Linked DNA regions of Homo sapiens: region 1 is linked to region 2. The links are chromatin contacts, found by Hi-C or POLR2A ChIA-PET in ENCODE. All regions are on one chromosome and are shown on one strand. The core of a region is the stretch at or near the end of the contact, and the rest is flanking DNA. Distances in the headings are between cores, read along the strand shown.

The links. Hi-C counts contacts between places; a loop is a spot of excess contacts on that map. ChIA-PET counts read pairs that join two places held with the same protein, here RNA polymerase II (POLR2A). Pooled maps may share reads with other maps.
Region 1: a loop to region 2 is called in a map of heart left ventricle, with 4 times the contacts of the local background. The contact joins two enhancer-like sites. A Hi-C loop is called at or near these places in 2 of 168 maps with a recorded cell type or tissue (CD14-positive monocyte and heart left ventricle) and 1 of 50 pooled maps. POLR2A ChIA-PET finds 5 or more read pairs at or near these places in 1 of 52 experiments (T-cell).

The regions. Positions count from the first base shown.
Region 1 is chr11:30,476,781-30,480,810 of GRCh38, reverse strand. The region is part of intron 4 of MPPED2 (metallophosphoesterase domain containing 2); the gene reads left to right. Among named protein-coding and RNA genes, the nearest start is that of MPPED2-AS1, 110 kb to the left of the region's middle. Within about 2 kb of position 1,715, at least 8 of the 41 ENCODE cell types and tissues checked have a DNase peak (open chromatin) inside an H3K27ac peak, as active enhancers do.
Region 2 is chr11:30,342,764-30,346,899 of GRCh38, reverse strand. No RefSeq gene overlaps it. Among named protein-coding and RNA genes, the nearest start is that of ARL14EP, 22 kb to the right of the region's middle. RefSeq lists a silencer at 3,883-3,932. Within about 2 kb of position 2,644, at least 3 of the 41 ENCODE cell types and tissues checked have a DNase peak (open chromatin) inside an H3K27ac peak, as active enhancers do.

The DNA of each region.
Region 1 (4,030 bases), core at 466-2,965, 130 kb before region 2:
GCAAAGGATAGCGTCACTGGAAAGGAATTGAAATGCATAACTTTTTTCTAGTGATAGCGACACTCTAGGAAGAACACAGTTTTTATTGGAAGTTGTCTTTTACATCTCTAAAAATTTCAAGTAAATTTAGCATTCATTACTTGTGAAATAGCTGCCCCCTCCAAAAAATCTGTTGAAGTATATGCAAGGAGCAAAGTCTCAAAACTCCAAATTAAATTTGTCATCAGTGATAAATTTAGTCCTGTGAGATAGTTTAATAAGTGCTTCAGCTTGATTTATTGGCTTTGTTAGTTAACAAGAGTGTATTATGTCTTGTACAGAACTTAGCAGAGCAATTTCTGACTAGACCTTCCTTGATTAAAATAAAAAACTGAAAGTCTCATTTTAGTCACGGCGATGGTAATTATTTTAACATGAAATTGGAAGGTAAGCACACTGCAGTCCTGTCATTAATATTTAAAAAAAAGAAAGAAAAGAAAATGTCAGAATGTGAAGGGAAAGGCATTTAAAAGGTTCTAGTTCTTTATGTTTGTACGTACTTTATTTCTTTTGTGTGTATGCAGAGCGTCTAGGCTGTTTCACTGGTTGGGGCTGAAGATGCAGCCCTTGCATATATAATCACTAATGAGTGTCAGGATTCAGCTGCTAATTTGAAAGGCTTTGTGGCTCTTTCACCCCAAACACGAGAAGCTTCATTAGGCGCTGTTTTGTCCAGCCTGACCTTTGCTGATCTCTAGATCACAGCTAAACACCAACATTACACCAACACCCTCCCAGTTGAAACAGTCCAGACATGATTCCTTTGGTGCATATCTTATCAGAATCTGCTACTGACATAAACTTGGGTGTCCCTGTAGCTTGCCACATAATTAGGATTACCTTCCCCCAAAGAGGCCCTATTTACTTACAATTGTGTTCAGTTGATTGGAGATTTGAATTTGAGAGCAATTAGCAAATTTCTCAGTCTCTCTCTCTTTTTTTTATTTTCTAAAAAAGGCACTTTTATAAGGCATAGCTTTTAAAATATGTTCTTATGGCTGTTTCAGTGTAAGCAACAGACAGCTACTAATAAGGTATTTCTCTCTTTGACTTAGGAAAAATACATAAAATTTATTATTAGTGATATCAGATTTTAAAAATGGAAAGAAAATCAAATGGTATTTTTTTTTCCTTTAGAGGTATGTCTTTGGGAGTACACTATCCTCAAAATCAAACCTTGTAGCAAGCAGGTGGAAGAGACTTTTCTGCTTACACTATTTTAAATATCCTGAGCAATGAAACAACAGGCATGATTTATTTGTCAAGCTTTTGGTTGCTGGGGAGGGAAGCCTTACTTTTCAGTGTTATTGTTTGTAGATTCTCCCCCTACTCTTCTCAATTGCTAGAGATTATTCTGCTTTAGTTTAAAATTTTACTGTATATTTGATATGAAGCAGTAGCTAAGTGGAGATATCTTTTGACATTATATGTAATTATCAACCAGAAAAATGCATCTTTATAAACTTATTTTTCAACAGATCCAGTCATCTACGTCAGGTCTCCGGTGACCTTATTTTGAAGTGGTTTGAATTCTCTTTCCTTTTTAGAGTCATAAAATTAGAGATGGGAAAGAGCTCTCTGATTGCATCACTTTTTCCACCCTTTTGGCCAGTGTGATCTCCCTCCCTCCAGCATATTCCCTGGTGTTCCATTCAGCCTAGTTTAGGATAAGAAGACCAGGGAGGCTTCTTGTCCAGGCCCTCTGGGAAAATGTCCCACGGCCCTTGACATGTGGATAAGCTTTTAGGCATGCAAGCTGAAGTTTTCTCCTGCTTTGAGACTGCTTCAATATTCTTGAGTTCAATGTCTTTTCTTGTTGTTCCTTTCTTCTAAAGCATCAAGAACTTTTTTCTCTGTCAAACAGCCTGCTCATATTGTGAACAGCAACAAAAAACCCACAACACTACACACAGGCATGGTTTTCCTCCTTCTTCCGTTCAAAACGACAACGTTATTTAAGGTGTTTCGTTGTTATTAACCACGTGTCTAAGACATGCCTAAATTTGAATGGTTCATAAATTTTACCTATAAATGAATCTCATAAATCCTTAGCCATTTCATAGACCCTGTGACTACAGCGTCTCAGAATCTTGTTGGTTTAGAGCCTTTTCAGGAGTCCAGGAACAAGATGGGGATACTGACAACATTTGTTTTTAGATGGATAGAAGTAAATTAATCAAAATCCTTTGTTTATGATGCATTGCCATCATTGGTCTGTGCCTAGCCTTTGTTATCATCATGTTATTTTTCCATTTATGAGTAATGTAGTGAACATCCATTAACCCACAGAGAGCCTGATTACTAGAACATTGACAATAATTTGTGTTTATCTATGTGCTTTCTCGTTTCTTATCTCCTGCCTTCTTTTTCCAGGTATACATTAATCTGAATTTTGTTTTTTTCATTCTTTTGCTTATTTAGATGCTTCTTATAATACACACATCTAAACAATATATAGTTATTGGTTTCGAACTTAATACAAAAGTTACTGTGGGTTTCTCTTTTAGTTATGGAGGAATAAGCTCCTAACAAACTAAGTCTCCTGCAAATAACTATAAATAACAAATAAAATAACTACCCAAGGGCTTTGGAGGTGCACAGAAGCAAGTAGGTTTTTGGAGGGGAGTTGAAACTTAGAGGAAGCAACTCCAATGAAGTTTTTCATTTCTGTTGGTTTCTGGAGGGTAGCCACAGTTTAGTAAAACGGTTTCATGATATGGCTAAAATTCTGACAGACAGCCCATACTCTTTTGGGCAGGAGAAACCATTTGAAAACGCTCAGAGTAACCAGAGCCACCACAGAGTGAGGGGGAATCCTAGGGGAAAAAAAGAGAGAGCTAAATAAGAGAAACACCAAATTCTTTGTGTATATTCTACAAAGTCTCTGGACCCTGAGTCATGCATGTAGGGGCAGATTGAAAGTGTCTAAACTGAGATCCGAGCTACCGTCCACCGTAGATATCAACATTTAAACATTCAAAGAAGAAGTAATGAAATCTTACAGAAAATCTTTCCGAAATTTGAAGACGAAATGCTTCCCAACATGTTTTATAGCCAGCATGACATTAATACCAAAACCTAACAAAAATGTGTTACCAAAAAAATTACAGAATAACATGCCTCATGAGCAGAAACTAAAATACTTTCCGGAAGGTTAGCAAATCAAATCCAACAACATATAGAAAGGTTAATAGATTATGATCAATGTGGATTTATACCAGGAATACAAGATGGGTGTAAAGTGAAAAAAAAATCTATCTAATTCATCCTATTAACAGGATAAAAGAGGAAAACTATGTGACCATTTTAATAGATACAGAAAAAGCATTCAAAAAGACTCAATATTATTCATAATAAAAACTTTCAGCAACCAGGAGTAGAAAGCTTCATCAGTTTAATAAAAGACTACAGTCCTACACTTAACATCACAACTGATGGCAAATATTGAATGCTTTCACACTAAGATCAGAAACAAGATAAGGATTCTTGGATTGATACTGCTATTTACCATTGTTATGAAGGTCCTCCATGGTGTAATAAACACACACACACACAAAAGAAATAAAAGGAGTGAAGATTGGAGACAAAGAAGTAAAATTGTCCATTTCTGCAGATGACAGGGTTGTCATTGTAGAAAATTCTAAGGAATTTACAAAACAACTGCTAGAAGTAATAAGTGAATAAGAATGAGGTTATGGGATGCAGGATTAAGATACAAAAACCAATTGTATGTTTTCATAATTGCAGCATAAAATTTAAAATGAATTTTTTAAAATGTTAATTACAGTAGCACCAAAACCTTAAAATATTTAGGAGCAAATATAACAAAAGATATGTAGAATCTCTTCACTGAAAAACCAAACAACATTGCTGAAAAAATTAAAGAAGACCTAAACAAATGAAGATATATTATGTTTGCGAACTGCTCAGTTCTCCCTAAATTGATCTGTAGATTCAGCTCAATCTACTGATTGGGTAAAAATCTCAGCAG
Region 2 (4,136 bases), core at 1,395-3,894:
GTATTTTTAGTAGAGACGTGGTTTTGCCATGTTGGCCAGGCTGGTCTCAAATTCCTTCAGGTGATCCACCCTCCTTGGCCTCCCAAAGTGCTGGGATTACAGGCGTGAGCCACCACTCCTGGCCTGCATTGGGCTCTTAACCTGACACATTTAATGTTTATACATCTCTATAATGTAGGTATTGCTATCCACATTTTATATGCAAGGGAATGGAGGCCTCTAGAAAACAAATAACTTGTCTGAAGTCCCAAAGCCAGCAAGTAGTGGAGACAGCATTCAGACTCAGGTTCACCTGACACCTAGGTCCATGCTCTTTCCTCTGGATTATAAGTACTTATAATTGAAGTATGGACTAGTTTTGGAATATTCCACTTTAACTGTATTTTAGTAGAATATTTGATTTCAAATTGAAAGAACAATCTATATAAGAAGGAGGGTAAGAAGGAGGAAATTTTGCTCTTCTTCCCATAATATTTAGAAGAAACGTTTTATCCCAAAAGCACTTGAACAAATGGCACTCCTCCAACTCTACCTTAAGATACTCATTTTCTAAATGTATAGTTTTTGTTCAAAGTGGTTGAGCGCTTCACTGGAAGTTTGTAGTAAAATATCGCCCTCTTCTGGACAGATGGGTATCATTCAATGGAGATGGATACAAAAGACTTTTTTTTTTTTTTTTTTTTTTTTAATTTTTTCCTTCCAACTTTTATTTTTGGTTCGCATGATACATGTGCAGGTTTGTTACATGGGTAAATCGTATGTTGTTGGGGTTTGGTGTACAAATCTTTGTCACCCAGGTAGTCTATAATAGTACCTGATAGTTTTTTGATCCTCATCCTCCTCCCACCTTCCAACCTCAAGTAGGTTCTGGTGTCTATTGTTCCCCTCTTTGTGTCCACGTGTCCTCAATGTTTAGCTCCCACTTATAAGTGGGAACATGTGGTATTTGCTTTTCTGTTCCTGTGTTAATTCACTTAGGATAATGGCCACCAGCTGTATCTATGTTGCTGCAAAGGGCATGATACTGTTGTTTTTATGGCTGCATAGTATTCCATCGTGTGTATGTCCCAGTACACTTCTTTTTGTTGTTTTTATGGCTGCATAGTATTCCATCATGTATATGTCCCAATACACTTCTTCATCCAGTACACTGTTGATGGGCATCTAGATTTATTCCATGTCTTTGCTAATGTGAATAGCGCTGCAATGAGCATACACATGCATGTGTCGTGTCTTTATGGTAGAACAATGATACAAAGGCTTTTTAAGAGTTAGGACAAAAGTACAATTCGATTATGTATCCAAACACACAATAAATAGCTGTTGTTGTCACTAAGTGTACACCTTCTTCACTGTGACTTCTCAGAACGAAAACAGAAAGACATGTTAGAATTGGCTGAGAAACATATTCCATCCATGTTTATGGAGCTGGCTGAGTGGTGGGCATGGAAGTGGGCAAAATCTTTACTTCCAGGACACACCTTAAGTAACCAAACTGCAATAATACCTAAGTCATCAGAATCACATAGCTTCAATGAATCCTGAACAGAAAGAATTTCACATGTATAAGATGAATGGTCAAAGAAGAATAGAAAAATATCCACCAGCATTGGAACTTTGGCGTCAAACAATCTATTTAGATTCCCTTCTCTTCCACTGATAAACTATGTGACCCTAGGCAAGTTATCTAAATTCTTTAGCTCTCAGTTTCCTCATCTGTGAAATGATAAAAATAGCCACTTATTAGGAAAGGTGGAATAAAGAAATGTGGTAATATCTGCTAGGGTCTGAATGTTTGTTCCCCCAAAATTCATATATTGAAATCCTCACGCCAACAGTGATGGTATTAGGAGGTGGGGTCTTTGGGAGATGATTAGCTTATGGTGACAGAGCCTTCATGAATGGGATTAGTGCCTTTATAAAAGAGGCTCCCGAAAGATCTCCTGCCCCTCCCACTGTGAGAGGTTTATAGCAAAGAGACATTGTTTATGAACCAGGAAGTGCCCTCACTAGACACTGAATTTGGTGGCATCTTGATCTTGGACTTCCCAGCCTCCAGAGCTGTGGGGAACAAATTCCTGTGGATTGTATGCTATCCAGTCTATGACATTTCATTATAGCAGCCTAAAAGGACTAACATATAAAGTATAAAAACAATTTCATTTTCTAAAGTGTCCTACTTTATTTTCACCCAAATTTTGGCTAATAGCCAAGGTTTAGCAAACCAAATTATTTCTCTAAATTTATCCAATTTTAGAACTGTGTATTTTTTCAAGAAAGTCGATATCACCATAAAGATGTTTTGAAGCAGGAACCTCAGAAATAGGTGAACCTATGAACGTCTAACCAAATATACTCTATATTTTTATGTAATTTCAACTGAAAAAAAGTTAAAAAATGTCAATACACTAAAATATCAAAAAAGATGAAAGCATTTAAATATCCCTGTATCACAAATGATTAAGAATATCCAGCTTTATAAAATACACTGTCAAGTATCAGAAAGTCATTATGCATTTGATTTTTTTTTTGGCATCATTATTTCTGGAAATGACATATAGAAAATGTTGAGGTGTGTGCTGAGTTCCCTTTTGTTTGGCAGGAACCAGTTTCACCTTCCCCTCTTTCACACCACAGAACTGAGAGTCCTGTAAGGGTAAAAGGGAAGAAGAACAGGAGCTGTTGATGCTTTAACTTCATTTTGCTAGCAGTGTTATAAACCACAAATTTAAGTCAATGATATGCCTTTAACTGCCTGACAAGTTATTTAATTCAGATACAGCTATTAAAAATTTATATTCATTTGACCTAGGATTGAGTTCTAGCTATGAAACATAGGATGACAGAGAAAATTATCCAAGTATTCTCTGTTTAGCTTATGAACAACAGAAATTTAATTCTTACAGTTCTGGAGGGTGAGAAGTCCAAGTTCCAATTTTCAAACATGCTAAGCACTTTAAAAGCAAGTAACACCAATACAAATACCCTAAATTGGTAACTTAATTACAAGTGCCTTATTGTTATTACAGAATGTCAGACCCTCATGGTAAATTACCATAGGCCATGCTACATTTGTCTAAAGGAGGTTAAGGTCCATGAGAATGGTATGAGAAGATTTTGCAGGGCAGGATTGAAGATGTGGGGGTAAGTCACAGCTGTTTGCTCTCCTTAAAAGATATAAAAGTTCCTGGCCGGGTGCAGTGGCTCACGCCTATAATCCCAGCACTATGGGAGGCTGAGGTGGGCAGATCACAAGGTCAGGAGATCGAGATCATCCTGGTTAACACGGTGAAACCCTGTCTCTACTAAAAATACAAAAATTAGCCGGGCGTGGTGCTGGGCGCCTGTAGTCCCAGCTACTTGGGAGGCTGAGGCAGGAGAATGGTGTGAACCCGGGAGGCGGAGCTTGCAGTGAGCCGAGATCGCACCACTGCACTCCAGCCTGGGCGACAGAGCGAGACTGTCTCAAAAAAAAAAAAAAAAAAAAAAAAAGAAGATAAAAGTTCCCAAGGGCATGAGTTTCAAACAGGCCATTCTACCCTTGATCTTTTATCCTCAAATGAGTAGAGCTAACTTTCCATCTAGTCATTACCTTGTATTCACTTAATGGTCAATCGTGCAAAAAGACAAAATTATTGACTCACATAACTGAAAATTCCAGGTTTGACTTCAGACATAACTGGATCGAGATACCCAAATTCTATCTATCTTGGTCTCTGGCTTCCACTTTCACGTATGTTGTTTACATTCTAAGGCAGATTCTCACTTAGTGCCAAGATTAGCCACCAGTAGGCCTGGTCTTAAACCTGTAAACTTAGCAACCCTCATTGAAAAAAAGCATCACTTCTTCTCTAGTCTCAGTAAGCCTGAAGTTGATTGGCTTTGATTGACCTGGCTAGTCATACATCCACCCTTCTAACATTCATTAAGGCTAGTGAGATGCTACATTCTCAAAGGCCAGGACTTGTGATAAACCCACCCTACAACCACAAAGTAAGGCCAACTGTATCTGAACCACATGGGCTGACTACAAGGGTGGTTTCTCAAAGGCCAACTGCAGAGTGCTAATTCCAGAAGGGGAAGTGATACTGGGCATGCAAAACACTACCAGACTTTAACTGACGTGGAAACAAAAA